Linked DNA regions of Homo sapiens: regions 2, 3, 4 and 5 are each linked to region 1. A link is a contact called in ENCODE Hi-C or POLR2A ChIA-PET data. All regions are on one chromosome and are shown on one strand. The core of a region is the stretch at or near the end of the contact, and the rest is flanking DNA. Distances in the headings are between cores, read along the strand shown. Region 1 holds the start of LINC02357 (long intergenic non-protein coding RNA 2357). Region 2 overlaps STIM2 (stromal interaction molecule 2). Region 3 overlaps STIM2 (stromal interaction molecule 2). Region 4 has its middle 34 kb from the start of STIM2-AS1. Region 5 overlaps TBC1D19 (TBC1 domain family member 19).

Evidence for each region. Hi-C counts contacts between places; a loop is a spot of excess contacts on that map. ChIA-PET counts read pairs that join two places held with the same protein, here RNA polymerase II (POLR2A). Pooled maps may share reads with other maps.
Region 2: a loop to region 1 is called in a map with no recorded cell type, with 2.8 times the contacts of the local background. The contact joins the enhancer-like site here to the promoter of LINC02357 in region 1. A Hi-C loop is called at or near these places in 7 of 37 single-sample maps with no recorded cell type and 11 of 50 pooled maps.
Region 3: a map of naive thymus-derived CD4-positive, alpha-beta T cell shows a loop between it and region 1 (2.6-fold over the local background). The contact joins the enhancer-like site here to the promoter of LINC02357 in region 1. A Hi-C loop is called at or near these places in 1 of 168 maps with a recorded cell type or tissue (naive thymus-derived CD4-positive, alpha-beta T cell), 5 of 37 single-sample maps with no recorded cell type and 12 of 50 pooled maps. POLR2A ChIA-PET finds 5 or more read pairs at or near these places in 2 of 52 experiments (activated CD8-positive, alpha-beta memory T cell and activated T-cell).
Region 4: a pooled map shows a loop between it and region 1 (2.5-fold over the local background). The contact joins the enhancer-like site here to the promoter of LINC02357 in region 1. A Hi-C loop is called at or near these places in 7 of 37 single-sample maps with no recorded cell type and 5 of 50 pooled maps.
Region 5: a loop to region 1 is called in a pooled map, with 2.3 times the contacts of the local background. The contact joins the enhancer-like site here to the promoter of LINC02357 in region 1. A Hi-C loop is called at or near these places in 3 of 37 single-sample maps with no recorded cell type and 5 of 50 pooled maps. POLR2A ChIA-PET finds 5 or more read pairs at or near these places in 2 of 52 experiments (PC-3 and activated T-cell).

What each region holds. Positions count from the first base shown.
Region 1 is chr4:26,069,343-26,072,183 of GRCh38, reverse strand. It overlaps LINC02357 (long intergenic non-protein coding RNA 2357), which reads right to left and starts at 1,430. Exons shown (of 3, transcript XR_925506.3): 1 at 164-1,430.
Region 2 is chr4:26,991,599-26,994,439 of GRCh38, reverse strand. The region is part of intron 3 of STIM2 (stromal interaction molecule 2); the gene reads right to left. Among named protein-coding and RNA genes, the nearest start is that of STIM2, 130 kb to the right of the region's middle. Within about 2 kb of position 1,424, at least 11 of the 41 ENCODE cell types and tissues checked have a DNase peak (open chromatin) inside an H3K27ac peak, as active enhancers do.
Region 3 is chr4:26,884,786-26,887,626 of GRCh38, reverse strand. The region is part of intron 1 of STIM2 (stromal interaction molecule 2); the gene reads right to left. Among named protein-coding and RNA genes, the nearest start is that of STIM2, 25 kb to the right of the region's middle. Within about 2 kb of position 1,591, at least 9 of the 41 ENCODE cell types and tissues checked have a DNase peak (open chromatin) inside an H3K27ac peak, as active enhancers do.
Region 4 is chr4:26,825,444-26,828,284 of GRCh38, reverse strand. It overlaps a transcript of TBC1D19 not described here. Among named protein-coding and RNA genes, the nearest start is that of STIM2-AS1, 34 kb to the left of the region's middle. Within about 2 kb of position 1,489, at least 8 of the 41 ENCODE cell types and tissues checked have a DNase peak (open chromatin) inside an H3K27ac peak, as active enhancers do.
Region 5 is chr4:26,740,194-26,743,034 of GRCh38, reverse strand. TBC1D19 (TBC1 domain family member 19) reads right to left here. Exons shown (of 21, transcript NM_018317.4): 18 at 436-527. Among named protein-coding and RNA genes, the nearest start is that of STIM2-AS1, 120 kb to the left of the region's middle. Within about 2 kb of position 1,479, at least 3 of the 41 ENCODE cell types and tissues checked have a DNase peak (open chromatin) inside an H3K27ac peak, as active enhancers do.

The DNA.
Region 1 (2,841 bases), core at 181-2,680:
TCTCGATCTATCTCCACATCTGCATCCTCACTAGTATTATATTTTTTCTGAACTGTTTGAGACACAATGTCCCTTTACATATTTCAGTGTGTATTTCCTAAAAATAAGAACATTCTCTGAATGTACAATGACAAAATTCAGGAAATTAACATTGATACAATACCTTTATCTAGTAAACAGGCCTTATTCAGATTTCACCAATTGTCCCAATACTGTCCTTTAAAGAACAGCATTTTGCTTTAAAGCAAAAGATAATCCCACATCATGCATTGCATTCAGTTGTCACGTGTCTGCAGTCTCCTTTAATCTGCAACACTTCCTCAATCTTTGTCTTTCATGATATTGACATTTTTGAAGAATACGGACCAGCTATTTTGTAGAATGTTTTTCAAGTGACATTTGCGTGATGTTTCCTCATGAGTAGATTTAGGTTATGCTATTTTTTTTTTGCAGGAATAACACAAATATGATGTTGTGTTGTTGTGTTTTCCCCAGTGCATCACATCAGGAGGCAAATGCTGTGGATTTTTCTCATCTCTTGTAACACTAACTGATCAGTTAGTTAAGGTGGTATCTGCTAGGTTTTATCATTGGAGGGTTATTAGTTTTGCTTTGTCATTAAGAATCTGGAGGGCGGATACTTTGAGACTATCTAAATAGTCTGTTATTTCTCAAACTTGCCCACTCCTTAGCATCCATTAGTGTTCTTACTTGAATCAATTATCATTAGGACGGTTGCCAAATGGTAGAACCCAGACTCTTGACCTTTCTATTTCAATCAGCAAATAATGTGCATGGCCTTCACATCTTCTGCATAGGCCTCCATGCCTTCGCTCACGGCTTCCTCTCTCTTGAAACATCCTTCTACCCCTTAATATTTGCCAACTTTTTTTTTCAAGACCCTCTGAGGATTCATCTCCAAGGATCGACTTCCTGTTTCACCTCAACCTACAGTGACCATTCTCTTCACCTCCTTTGTACTCCTGCCTTTAACATTTCTCAGTTTCCAAGCATTTCTTGAATGTTGGCTTTTCCTTACCATGTGACTAGGGCTATGTTATCTTTGACAACATATTTTATAAACTCTCTGCAGTTAAGGATGAGTTTTTTAAAATTTCCAAAATTTTGAGGGAGGATATGTGGTCCTAGTGTGTGTGAGCCACCACACAAATTCAACAGCACCCCAAATGCTCACCACTGCCCTCTTCATCAAGACAGGATCATTGATCAGGTGCTTGGACACTGTGGCAAAGTAAAATCACCTTAAACATTTCTAAACCCTCCATTTCTGTATTTAACATGGGCCAATAACATTTCAGTAACCCATATTAGGACAACTCCTTCCTCTTCCTACATCCATCCCACTCTTAGACCCGAGAGAGAGAGAGAAAATGATGGTAATCAGATGAAAAATAAAATCGTTTTCCCCCGATTGCCTCCATTCCATTTGATTTTGACAAGATTCCTCTCTGTGACATAATAACCACCAAAGAAGCCTGAGGCTTCATGGATAAGGAAGTAATAAACAGCATCTTCTAATTGAGAAGGAGTTTGAAGGACATAAAGGGAACATTAAGATTAAGGGAAATAACTCCTGACAGCATAATATTCTGAAGGAATAGGCAGATCTGCATTTGCCCTTTGAATAATTGAGTCTACAGCAATCAAATGGATAAACCAACTTCCACTCCATCTCCCTTGGCAAAAACAGAGCTCTTCATGTGCAATTCCAATATAATAAAAGATTGCCATTTTTGAGGCTGGGTGTGGTGGCTCACACTTGTAATCCCAGCATTTTGGCTAAGGCGGGCGGATCACCTGAGGTCGGGAGTTCGAGACCAGCCTGACCAACATGGAGGAATCCCAGTCTCTACTAAAATACAAAATTAGCCGGGCGTGGTAGTGCATGCCTGTAATCCCAGCTACTCGGAAGGCTGAGGCAGGAGAATTGCTTGAACCCAGGAGGCGGAAGTTGTGGTGAGCCGAGATCATGCCATTGCACTCTAGCCTGGGCAACAAGAGCGAAACTCTGTCTCAAAAAAAAAAAAAAAAAAAAAGATTGTCATTTTTAAAAAGTTTGTCAACTCTCTATTACATGCCGCTCAGGCACCGTGGTCAGTACTGGGAATGAAGAGGTAAATAAAACACAGTTCTTGCCCTCATGGAGCTGATATCCCACTGGGGGAGGCAGGGGTAAGCCCACAGGGGAGAAAAATAAGAAACCTTGAGAACATAGGAGCAAAGTTGAGTACAGGTGGGAGGTGGGGAAGGAAGATATGGTCTCCCAGCAAAGATGCCAGCTAGGCAGAGGTGGGCAGGAGCTCCCCACACTCAAAGGACTGCCTAAGCCCTGGTGTGACTGGGCACAGAAAGGCAGAAAGGGCCTGGATGAGGCTGGACGAGCCAGCAGAAGCCAGACGTGGGCCCTGGGGGCTAAAATCTGAGTCCTAGCATTGATTGAGAAAGCGATTGAGAATGCTTGACAAGGGAAGTGATGGAATGAGATTGCATTTTTAAATGGATCTCTCTATCATAGAATGTGCTGGCGGGGTCAGAGTGGGCTTACTTAGCAGGACTAGTTAGGGGGCTCTTGACTGGGTCTGGGCCGGAGAGGACACTGGCTTGGATGAGACAGTGGAATCTCTTGCTCTTTTCATCTTTGGGGGACCTGCCAACAACCAAACTAATTAAATTCTTGTAGGGTTGAGCGGGCAGCATTCCCATTTATTCAGATGGAAACACTGTTAGAGGGGGCCCTAATCAAGGTATTTCTGCCCCCTACGGGTGGTGAAGAGAAACAGCTTCTTGGAGAGGCAGAGAGTACAAGCCACATGGAGCCCA
Region 2 (2,841 bases), core at 175-2,674, 920 kb before region 1:
TGACAACAAGGAGTCAGATTCAGGATATATTCTGGGGATAATGCTATTAAGATGCGCTGATGAAATGGACAGGGGCTGGTAGCTAAACAAAAGCCAAAAGTACAGAGGGTGCTACCATTAACTGAGATAGAAAAGAATGGGGAGGAAAAGATTGGGGAAACGAGCAGGGGCCGGTGACAGAGATCAAAAGTTGTTTTAAGACACGTTATGTTTGAAGTATGCATTTGACATTTAAGTGTAGATAATAGAGCAGCAGTCAGATCTGCAAGTCTGGAGCTTAGGAAAAAGTGAGGTTAGGAACAGAGGTATTGGTGGGAAGTCACCAACATACAGATGATCTTTAGACTAAATGACATCAACCAGAAAAGACAGCTATTAATAGATTCTAGAAGACTGGACCTAAATCAAGAATAAAATAACTAGCATCTCTTCTCCTGGATATTTATTTTAAATTAAGTCCTTTGTATGCATTTTCTTAAGTCTTAAAAAAAACTTACGAGGTTCTAACATAATTATCTTTATTTTGGAAGTTAAAAACTAAAAAGCTAATGGAACCAACAAAGTAAGCAGCAGGACTGGATTTGAACTCAGGCAAACTGTTCACAGAACAAAACTTTATACTACTCTGAAAGTAGTAATACTAAATAACAGTAAAGATATAAACAAGCAGTTAAGCGCTGGACGCAGTTCAGAGGTTTCTGCTTATGAAGAGTAATGATGAGTTTATGCAAAGGGAAGGATGTAAGTGTGCTTACAAATGAATAGTTCTATACTGTCTGCATTTAATTTGAGGGTTAATGCTTATAGACTACAGAAGAGATCAAGGGAGAGTGAAGAAAACGTGAGCAATAAAAGCAGATCTGGGAATCCATCTGTATATAAATAAATCTGAAAAAAATCTTTCTGATAAGCTACATAAAAATATGAATTCATACTTGCAAGCAAAGCTAGGTTTCCATCAATCTGCCTTTTTTATTAAGTGTTCTTTAGAGAAAAAGCTTAAATAAACCACAAACAAAAACCAAAAACATTTAAAACTAGATGTGGTAACTGATAGTTTTATATTGAAACAAAGCCTTGACTGTTCTCCCCTTCATGTGTTCCTACCATAAAACCTGGACATGGGCCTGAGGCTGCTGTATCCATTTAACCAAGTAACAGGATGTCAGCTGAAGGTTCAGGCCCTGGGTGTTTTCCACTGAATTTAGTGCATTCAAAGTAGACTTTTTACTCTTAAGTTTCTTCCTATTCAAGATGAACTGCATTGAGAATTGCCCTGTCCTCACTGCCAAAAAACTCATGGTGCAGCTGTACCTCACACGCCCACACAAAATCCCCAGCCAAGAAAACAAGATAAGATTCTCTCTATGACTGTTCAACAGTGAAAATTCCTGATCTAAACACTTCAGCACATCAAAGTCATCCCACAATTTCCAGTAAGTCAGTACAGAAAGGAAGAAAAATCAAATGAAAAAGAACATATTAAAACTGCCCAAATCTTAGTAATACTCTGCTTAGCAAATTGAAAATTGTAGTGGTCTTGACAACGAATCTTTAAAACAACAGATCTAACAGAACCATTTATTTTGGGGGGAGATTCACTTCTCCTTTTGCTGTGGTTTCCTTGGTGATACTTAGTAAACACCTTCACTTCTCTTCTCATGACCAGGACTTGCATTTTTTATTAGCATTCTCTGTTCCAAATACTCTAGTTGTCTTTCATTTCTTAGGACAGATCATACTATGTCCTTCTTCAGGGCCTCTGTACGTGCTGTTTGCTGAGTATAAGCTCCTTTTTGCTATCCCTCCACCTTTTTGTTTCATTAAACCTTCATATCTCAGCTAAAACTTTAATTCTTCAAGTGAACCTTTCTGAACATTACTATATAACCTTTTTTTTCCTTTTTTTGTAGAGATAGGGTCTTGCTATGTTGCATAGGCTGATCTCTTGAACTCCTCTGCCTCTCAAAGTGCTGAGATTACAGGTATGAGACACCACACCCAGCCCCTGATTATTAATCCCTTAGTAGCTTTTATGCATAGCATTTAAATAACTATAACTACTTATCTGTATGATTGTTACTTCAACAACTGTTTATTTCAGTAAAGTATAAGTCTTCTGCTCATCACTCTAACCCTAGCACTTGGTATAAAGGCACTCAACAAATTATTTGTTGGATGCTGTTGAATGACGTAGAACATGTTTAATTAATAAGTCTTATGAAAATCTAATTTTACATTTTAATGGTGAGACAAGGATTTGTATGTATAAGAAATTCTTTTTTAACATTTTCTAAATTTCAATAGCTTTTGGGGTACAAGCGATTTTTCATTACATAAGAAATTCTTGATGGTAAAAGAATTACTCATTTAAGAATTATCTGGTTCCTTATTACCTGCCTCTCACTGATCTTTTATAGATGCTGTTGCTAAACAACACTTCCATCAGAGGGCAAGCAGAGAGAGATACACCATTCCTTTTAAAGGTATCTTTCCCAATCTGCAGAGCTACAGAAATGCCAGCTTCTAAAATGTTAACTTATATTGTTTCTGCTTGAAGTTGTGGCCAGTGCTACAGGTCAGTGTCTCAAAGGGATTTTTGGCAATTTATTCTAAGACTAATGAAAAGAACTCTGGAATGGAAACAGACCTGATTTTACTCCCAGCTGTGCCACTGATTCAGGATAATATCATAGCCACATTATTTAACTACAGCTCAGATTCTCTTTTTTAAATTGATGTTATACATATGTTGGGAGTACATATGGTATTTTGATACACGTATACAATGTGTGATGATCAAATCAGGGTAACTGAGATATCCATCACCTCAAACATTTA
Region 3 (2,841 bases), core at 342-2,841, 820 kb before region 1:
AAATAGCCACTCTTTGCTTCAAAGGATACATCTAGAACCCAAAGAAAGTACTGAAAGATTTTAGTTTAATGCAACAAAGAACTTCTCACAAACCAGAACTGCCTACTAATGGAAAAGTTGTTCAGGAGCAATAAGTTCCCAACCACCCAAAGTATCTGAGGAGCTAATGAATGACAGTCTATAAGGGATACACCGGAGAAGTTCCTGTAATTAGCAGACAGTTTGAGCTTTAGGCTTTGTCCACTTCCTTGAGTTCAATCAAAGTCTGTAATTCTGTAACAGCACGGTGTGATCTTAGATTATTAGCAAGATACATCTTAACCCAAGTAGAAAATGAAAGCAACATCAAACAAAACAGTAAAGAAAAAAAGCTCAAATAAATTCTAAGTTTTAAAGGGATCACGGACAAGGCAAGAGGCAAAAAAAAAAAAAAAAAAAAAAAAGTTTAATTATTTGGTTTGGTGCTTATTGTATCTTGTAACATTCAGCAGTTGAACACTACGGGTTGTTCCAATTTCCTAGCTCTTTAAATTATATCCTATAAAGGCATAAGCTTTTATGTCTTTACTTCACAATAAAGTTCATATAACAATGAACTTGATTTTCAGGACAACAGAACAGAAGGGCTTTCACTGTATTTAGCATCCACATATAGCTCCACCTATACCACCTATTACCACCTCCATAGCTAACAAGGGAGCTCTAGCACTTTCTCTCCCCGGACAAAAGCCTACTAATTGGTCTCCCTGCTCTAAGACTAGACCTTCTAGAGTGTCATTTCAGTGAAAGAGCTGAAGTGATCATTTCCAAACATAAATCAAATCATGTCACACTTCTCAAAAACCCTGCAGTAGCTCCCCATCTCAGAGTACATGACATACAATGACAATGTCCTCACATCTTGTAGATGATGTCTACAAGACTGTACATTCTAGCCCAGACAACCTCTCTGATCTATCTATTACTCTCTCCATTGCTTACTCTACACCAGCCCTGTGGTCTCCTGGAAGTTTCTCCAAAAATCCAACAATGGTATCCATCAGGGCCCATGCACATGCCATTCTCTCCACCTGAAGGGTCTCATCCCTCTGTCTCTCCCTTCTCTCTTGTCAAATGTCAACTATGAAGATTTCCCTGACCACCTTAAATAACAGCAAACACACATATACTTTCCCTAACATTCTCTACCTTCTCACCTATTTTATTTTCCTTCATTGCATTTATCATCTCCTGATAAATATTTGTCTACTTGTTAACTGTCTTATCCTCAGTGAAATTAAGCTCATCGTTTTCTTCATTGCTCCAATACCTACAACAATATCTGTAAGTGTTCAATGAGTATATATTGAAATAATATATTAGCCTTAAGCTAAAATTTCAAACAATCTTCTCAGTTATATGAATATGCTCCTACACAGAAAAAGCTTTAAGAAGGAAAAAGTTCATATACTGTCCTAGTTCTCCTTGCATCCTTCTCACTGATTTGGTTTTACAGAGAATATGAAAGTAAATGTTCTGCCCGTCACAGTTCTCCTCTGTTCCACTGAACCTCAAATTATGAGCTCACATAGCCACAACTTCCTTGTTTGTCAAATAAGAGGAACTGGCGCATGGTGATCAGCTTCTTAAAACTCAAGTATCTAAAAATCAGATTTAAAATAAGGTTTATATGTAATTTTCAATAAGCCATAATGGAATGTCTCAGTAATTAGGATAAATCAACACTGCATATTTACATGAATAGACATATACATATATATATATATATATATATATATATATATATATATATATATATATATATAACCTGAGGTGCTAAATTTGGCTTCATTCTCATAATACAACTAGCACTGAATGCTATATTTTCAGTTTTACTGCTCTTATAAACTACATAGCCTGGTAACCAAGGTAAACAATTTGTATATCTGAAAGTTACATTCTGAATTCACCCAGGCAAAACATAAACCTGAAAAAATAGTCAGAAATGAAAACTATGTCACAAATATCACACATTAAAATCCTACATGCTTTAGTTAAAGGAGGATCCTTCATACCATCAAGATTTACAATTCAAGCCTTGATACCCCTATTTTCCAGTCTTAGCAGATACCAAAAAATAAAATGACAGCTGTCCAGTAAATAAGCTGATACAATCATATGCTGATGACTCCATTTATTCACATTCAAAAATAGGGAAGCAAATCTATGGTATTAAAGTAAGGACAGTGGTTAACCTTAGGCAAAGGCACATACTGATTTCAAGAGGACATGAAGGACTTCTGGGTAAAGGCAACATTATGTTTCTCGATCTGGGTGCTAATAACATGTGAGTATTCACTTTGTTAAAAATGGTTGAAATGAGCTGTATACTGATGATTTGAGCCCTTTCCTGTACTGTTATACTGTATTTAAGTAAAAAGCTTTTGGAAAACTAGATATTACAGCAATTCAAAACCATGAAAAATAAGGTTGAACATGAACAGTGGAACACAAATCAACAATCCTTAAGAGTATCTGTGTTTTTGCATGTGTACTAACCCTAATATTGTACCCATTAACTGTACCCAATACATTCTGATTAAGAAAGTAGAGAAATAAGTCACACGTTTTAGAAATAATTTGACTCCAAAATGTTTGAAATAAAGCAAGTTTTATAATTCAAAGGAGTCAAGGTTCAATTACTCAAGAGGCAAGAGTACTGGTTAAGGATGTGAATCTTGTTGTGAGAATTCTGTCTCACCCACTTGCCAGTTCTGTGAACTCGTGTTTAACCTCTCTGGGTCTCCGTTACATTACCTATAAGATACGGATCTACCCCATAAGCTTGTGAGGACTAAATGA
Region 4 (2,841 bases), core at 240-2,739, 760 kb before region 1:
AAGGCAGTTGAAGCTGGAGCCTAAGAGGCTGAAATTCATGTTCTTCAATGACATACTTTAAGTCTACCTAAGGGTGGTGATCAGAATGGGCATCCCTTGTGTTCAAACTCACAGCCTGTTGGTCCTCTGACAAGCCCATTTAATAGAAGGGGAAATCAAGGCTCAGAGCACTTCATAAGCCTCCTGGGGACTACACGCCTAAGGAAAGCCAGAGTCAGGGCCAGAGCTGGGGAGTTCTGACTGGCGGTTCTGGACAGTTTCCATCTACCCTTTAACCCCATAGCTGTCAAAGCATCTGCCAAACGAGATCTTAGAGGAACCATTTCAAAGCTATTTTAAGTATTTTCAGATATGGATTTGTCAGGTGGCCTACGTTAATCTCAAAGCCTAATAAAATAGCTGGGCACAGCGGCACACATGCCTGTATTCACACCTACCCAGGAAGCTGAGGCAGAAGGATTGCTTGAGCCCAGGAGTTCGAGGCTGCAGTGTGCATTATTGCACCTGTAAATAGGCACTGCATTCTAGCCTGAGTGTCATCGCAAGACCCTATCAAAAAAAAAAAAACAAAACAAAAAACAAAAAAAGAAAGCTCTAATAAATTGGTTCCATCCTCAAAAACATTTGCTTGAAGTTAGGGCTGAGTAGGTGAGTGCCAGCCTGATTTTGTTTTGTTTTGTTTTGAGACAGTCTTGCTCTCTCGCCCAGGCTGGAGTGCAGTAGTGCAATCTTGGCTCACTGCAACCTCTGCCTCCGAGATTCAAGCAATTCTCATGCCTCAGCCTCCTGCGTAGTTGGAACTGCAGGCGTCTGCCACCATGCCTGACTAATTTTTGTATTTTAGTAGAGACGAGGTTTCTCCATGTTGGCCAGGCTGGTCTTGAACTCCTGGCCTCAAGTGATCTGCCTCCCTTGGCCTCCCAAAATGATTGGATTGCAGGCGTGAGTCACTGTGCCTGCCAATGCCTGATGATTTTGACCCAAAGGATAGATTTGGTGATGAAGAAGAGAGATTCCTGAAACAGTAATACCTTTAAAGTTGGCTGTTTTAATTAAGTGAAGATGAAAATAAAGTGTTTTCCATCTTTATAAGCATTTGCCACTTACTGTGATTGAATTTGTGTTAAGGAGCCAGGAAAGGCTATGGAAGAGCAGTCTCCATCAGTTCACCAGAAGTATCATGGCAAGGCCAAGCTATCATGGTTAAAAGTTAATCATTAGTTTCCTTTCTCCATGATACGATTCAATAAACACATTAACAGTTTATAAAAGAGGTAGTGAAACCTCCTGAGGAAAAAAATATTATGTAACCAGTTTAGGGGAGAGACTTGCCTCGCCTCATATCTCAGTAGGGGGTTGAACTGCACGGCTGGGAGGTTCTTTCCGGTTTCATAACAGTTATTATTTCTGGAAGGGTTTATCTTTTATTGCTAATAGCACTTCACTTTCCTCCATGCTCTGAATCTACGTCACCACCCACACCCGGAACCATTATAAACATCCACCCGCCACCGGGGCAGTAACCCTCATGAAGTTAAAACAGTAGTCTTTCCTGCTCGCCAACAGTTATAGACCTTGAAATGCCATTAGGCCAAACTTTACTGGACTCTATTCATTGTTAGGGTTGTGGAATATTGATCTAAACTCAATCTAACAAAATACACGCGGACATCATCTATAACAATGATTTTCAAAGAGAGAATTTTGAAAGGTATATTGGAGAGAGATGAGAAGCATTTTATGTTTGTAACAGCTCTAATATCTTAATAAGAATGATCTCTTTGTTTAGAATTTAAAACTTAGTAATAATGACACTTATTTTTCCCCCCTCTAAATAATGTTCACCTACTATGAGCAGACAGTAAGGGCACAAATATAAATCAACTTTAAACTGTTTGAAATATCCTTCTATTCATGATTATTGCTGTCACTGAATATGTATCCAGCAGCTGGGCAGGAATTCCCTGATACTAGAGTTAAACAATGGGCAGGCAGAATGCGAAGTCCTATGTGCAGTGGGAATTAAATTGTTCTTTTATTACAAAAATATGATCTTTGAATTTTTTTTTCACTTTTTATTTTTGAGACAAGGTCTCTTTCTGTCACCAAGGCTGGAGTGCAATGGCACGATCTCAGCTCACTGCAACTTCTGCCTCCTGGGTTCAAGCAATTCTCCTGTCTCAGCCTCCTGTGTAGCTGGGATTACAGGTGCATGCCACCAAGCCTGGCTAATTTTTGTATTTTTAGTAGAGATGGGGTTTCGCCATGTTGCCCAGGTTGGTCTTGAACTCCTGACCTCAAATGATTCGCCCGCCTAAGCCTCCCAAACTGCTGGGATTACAGGCGTGAGCCACCATGCCCGGCCAGCTTAGCTATTTTCATATGCCATTACTAATAGTTAATGTTTATTGCAGGCTTAACTTGGACCAGGCCCTGTTTCAATGGCCTTATTCATCCTACTGATATTATAACAATTCTATGAAGGAGATACTATTAACCCTGTTTTACAGTTGAGAAAAATGAGGCACAGAGATTTTTAAGTAATTTTTCTGATGTCACACAACTAAGTGGTAGGGCTGGGAGTTGCACCCAAAAGTCTGGCTCCAAACCCCTTTTACTTAACTAGTATAACCACACAATAGCACCTCTCAGATCATGCTACTTAACTAATTTGTGGCAGGTCACTGATAGAGAAAATTGGCAGCAAATCTTCAAAACAGTGAACAATGAGTGTTTCCAACCAAACTACATTCACTATGGCCTGGATTTTTTTCTTAATGTTGAAAAATTAAAGAAAATGTCATTGAAAAAATAAAAATTACTGACTAATGAGGCATGCCC
Region 5 (2,841 bases), core at 230-2,729, 670 kb before region 1:
TGATTTGCTTTCCTTTAAGAAAAGACAGCCAACTTTAACTTTTATAGTTTTCATAGGTTATTCTCTGATAAATGTGGCCTATATTGAATTAAGTTTAGTATGATCATGTTTCTCAGGTAGTATTTGTTTCCACAAATGTTTGCTTCAGTTTTGGCTGACACCTTTCGTTATGAATAGAAATTGGTTCATTTTGGTGATTCTTGTACCAGACACAAAAATCCTAGTAAATAAGACTTTATTAGGATTTTGGTAATTCTTTCAAGAATTTTTGGAACAATGTTATTACAATTTACTAATTGATAATTATAGTTTTATTAGGAAAACTGTTAGCTTAATGTCTCTGAAAAATTACGTATTTGCAAGTGCTCTGCAATGAGGAAAAAAGAGCTTTCTGTGAAACTATCTATTCTTCAATTAGGAGAGAAAAGTACTCACGGTTGAGCCCCAATTTCTCGTAGATGATAAAAGAGTTGGGGAAGATAAGTTTGAAGAAGAGTTTCAAACAGCAGACAGAGTGACACAATACCCTGGATACAATAATGAATCATAAGAGAAATAGATATTTTAATATTTAAAAATTAACTATGCCAACAAATTATTCAAATGGAAAATGAGAAACTATCAACATAAATTTTCTTTATACTGTTTAAGAGTCAAAAACATGAAATGTATTAAAGAATCTCTAACATTGTGTTTAGAGATAAACTTTATCCTCTTTATATATACTCACACATACAGATGTGCTAAAGAGCCTCCCTTTTTACACAATATGCTCCCCACATAAACCAGTATATAATATTTGGAGAGTCCAAGGAAAATATCACCTTACAGAAAACTTGCTACTTTGCAAGCCACTATGATTACTTAGCCCCAGCAAAATTAGTTTTTATCTGAATGCATTCCAGTTTCCAGTTATTTCCCTAGTGCTATATAGCCACCTTCACTCTCCCTCCATATGTCCCTTCCCCTCCAGCCTCACTCACTAGGGAAAATACTGCCTGCTTTTCTCACTCTTTCTTTGAAATCTACCCCCAGGAAAAGACTAGCAGCTAGCTGCTTTAAATTTGCTTCAGAAGTTATTGAACAAGAATGTTTGATTACTTAGTATACACATATTTTTTAAAACTAAAATCTACTGTTTTTAAAAGGGCATTATTTGTAAAGTACAAAACCAATTTAAGCAGATAGTTTTTCAAGTACATTTATTATTTGACAACTCTGAATAAAGTCTTTCCTGCAGCTTAGCATTCCTCAGAGTTTATCTTTGTAAGGAAGTTTTAATCCTCTTTTTGTGTTTCTAAAGAAAAAAAGACTGTCATGGTTCCAAATAGTTCAGTCTAGCTGCAAGCCAAAAAAGGTGGTGACTGCCCGTAAGTTTTTACTCCTCTGAATAAAAAAAAAAAAAAGGACAGAGGCAGGCCTGGCTCAATCAATTCGCTGAAAAAGAATACCCAGGGCCACCAGCATAGAGATAGACAAGAAATACCCAGAGTTGCCCAGTGCCAGGCTTCAGTGCTCTGCACAGGGAGAACACCATGGGTGTGTGCTATGCAGCCAGTTTTTTTAAACTCTGAAGCATAAAATGGCATAGAATATGAGCATAGAAATATGATACTTAGAACTGAATATCAGAAAAGAATTATTAATCTTTTTTTTTTTTTTTTTTTTTTTTGAGACAGAGTCTCGCTCTGTCGCCCAGGCCGGACTGCGGACTGTAGTGGCGCAATCTCGGCTCACTGCAAGCTCCGCTTCCCGGGTTCACGCCATTCTCCTGCCTCAGCCTCCCGAGTAGCTGGGACTACAGGCGCCCGCCACCGCGCCAGGCTAATTTTTTGTATTTTTAGTAGAGACGGGGTTTCACCTTGTTAGCCAGGATGGTCTCGATCTCCTGACCTCATGATCCACCCGCCTCGGCCTCCCAAAGTGCTGGGATTACAGGCGTGAGCCACCACGCCCGGCCAGAAAAGAATTATTAATCTTAATTATTGGTCATATTTCTGATTATTCCAGATTAAATATTAAAGTAAGATAAGAACAAAATCAAGTTCTCTTAGAGATAAGAAACCCAGGATAACTGGTGTTGCTTCATTTGTTTATCTGTAACATCCTGGAATTCTGTGATTTGCCAACTTTCACTAGCGATGTATGAAAGCAAAACTGGAGATGGAGGAAGGTGAAATAGGAATATATAGGCTTAGAATGGGGGGATAAAGAACAGCTATTTAATTTCATAGCAATAATACAGTTGCCTCTTTGGGGAAATTTAGTAGCCCTGACATATATTCCAATTGAATGTTTCACCTGGAGTAGCAGTCATGTTACCCACAGCAGGTCCAAAGGGGGAAAAAAAGCATAACTGAAATAAAATAAATACTGCTCTTAGTCAGGTTTATGGGAAGGGAAAAAAAAGATATGATAAAGGAACAGCCAAAAGAGAACAGATTAAAATGTTCAACTCCTAAATATATGCTTTTCCTTGATTCTTATATTGTAGGCCAAAGGATCATTTTATTGAATACAAAGAAAATATGTACTATTATAACTGATAATTAGCCAAATATGAAATTGGCAAACAAGTGACAAATCAATACTTGATTTTCACTAACAAAGAAGAATGATGATTATAATTATAACAACAACGGCCATTTATTTACTGAACACCTGCGAGGAGCCAAGCACTAACTACACTGAGTGCTTTGTAGACTTTTCTACAGCACTAGAGATAATATATTATTTACTTCATTTCATAGATAAGAAATGAGAAAAGAAGGTAGGCATCTTTGCTAAGAATAATAATACAGACATTCTAATTTTTTTAATATGTAAAAGAAAAAAATCATT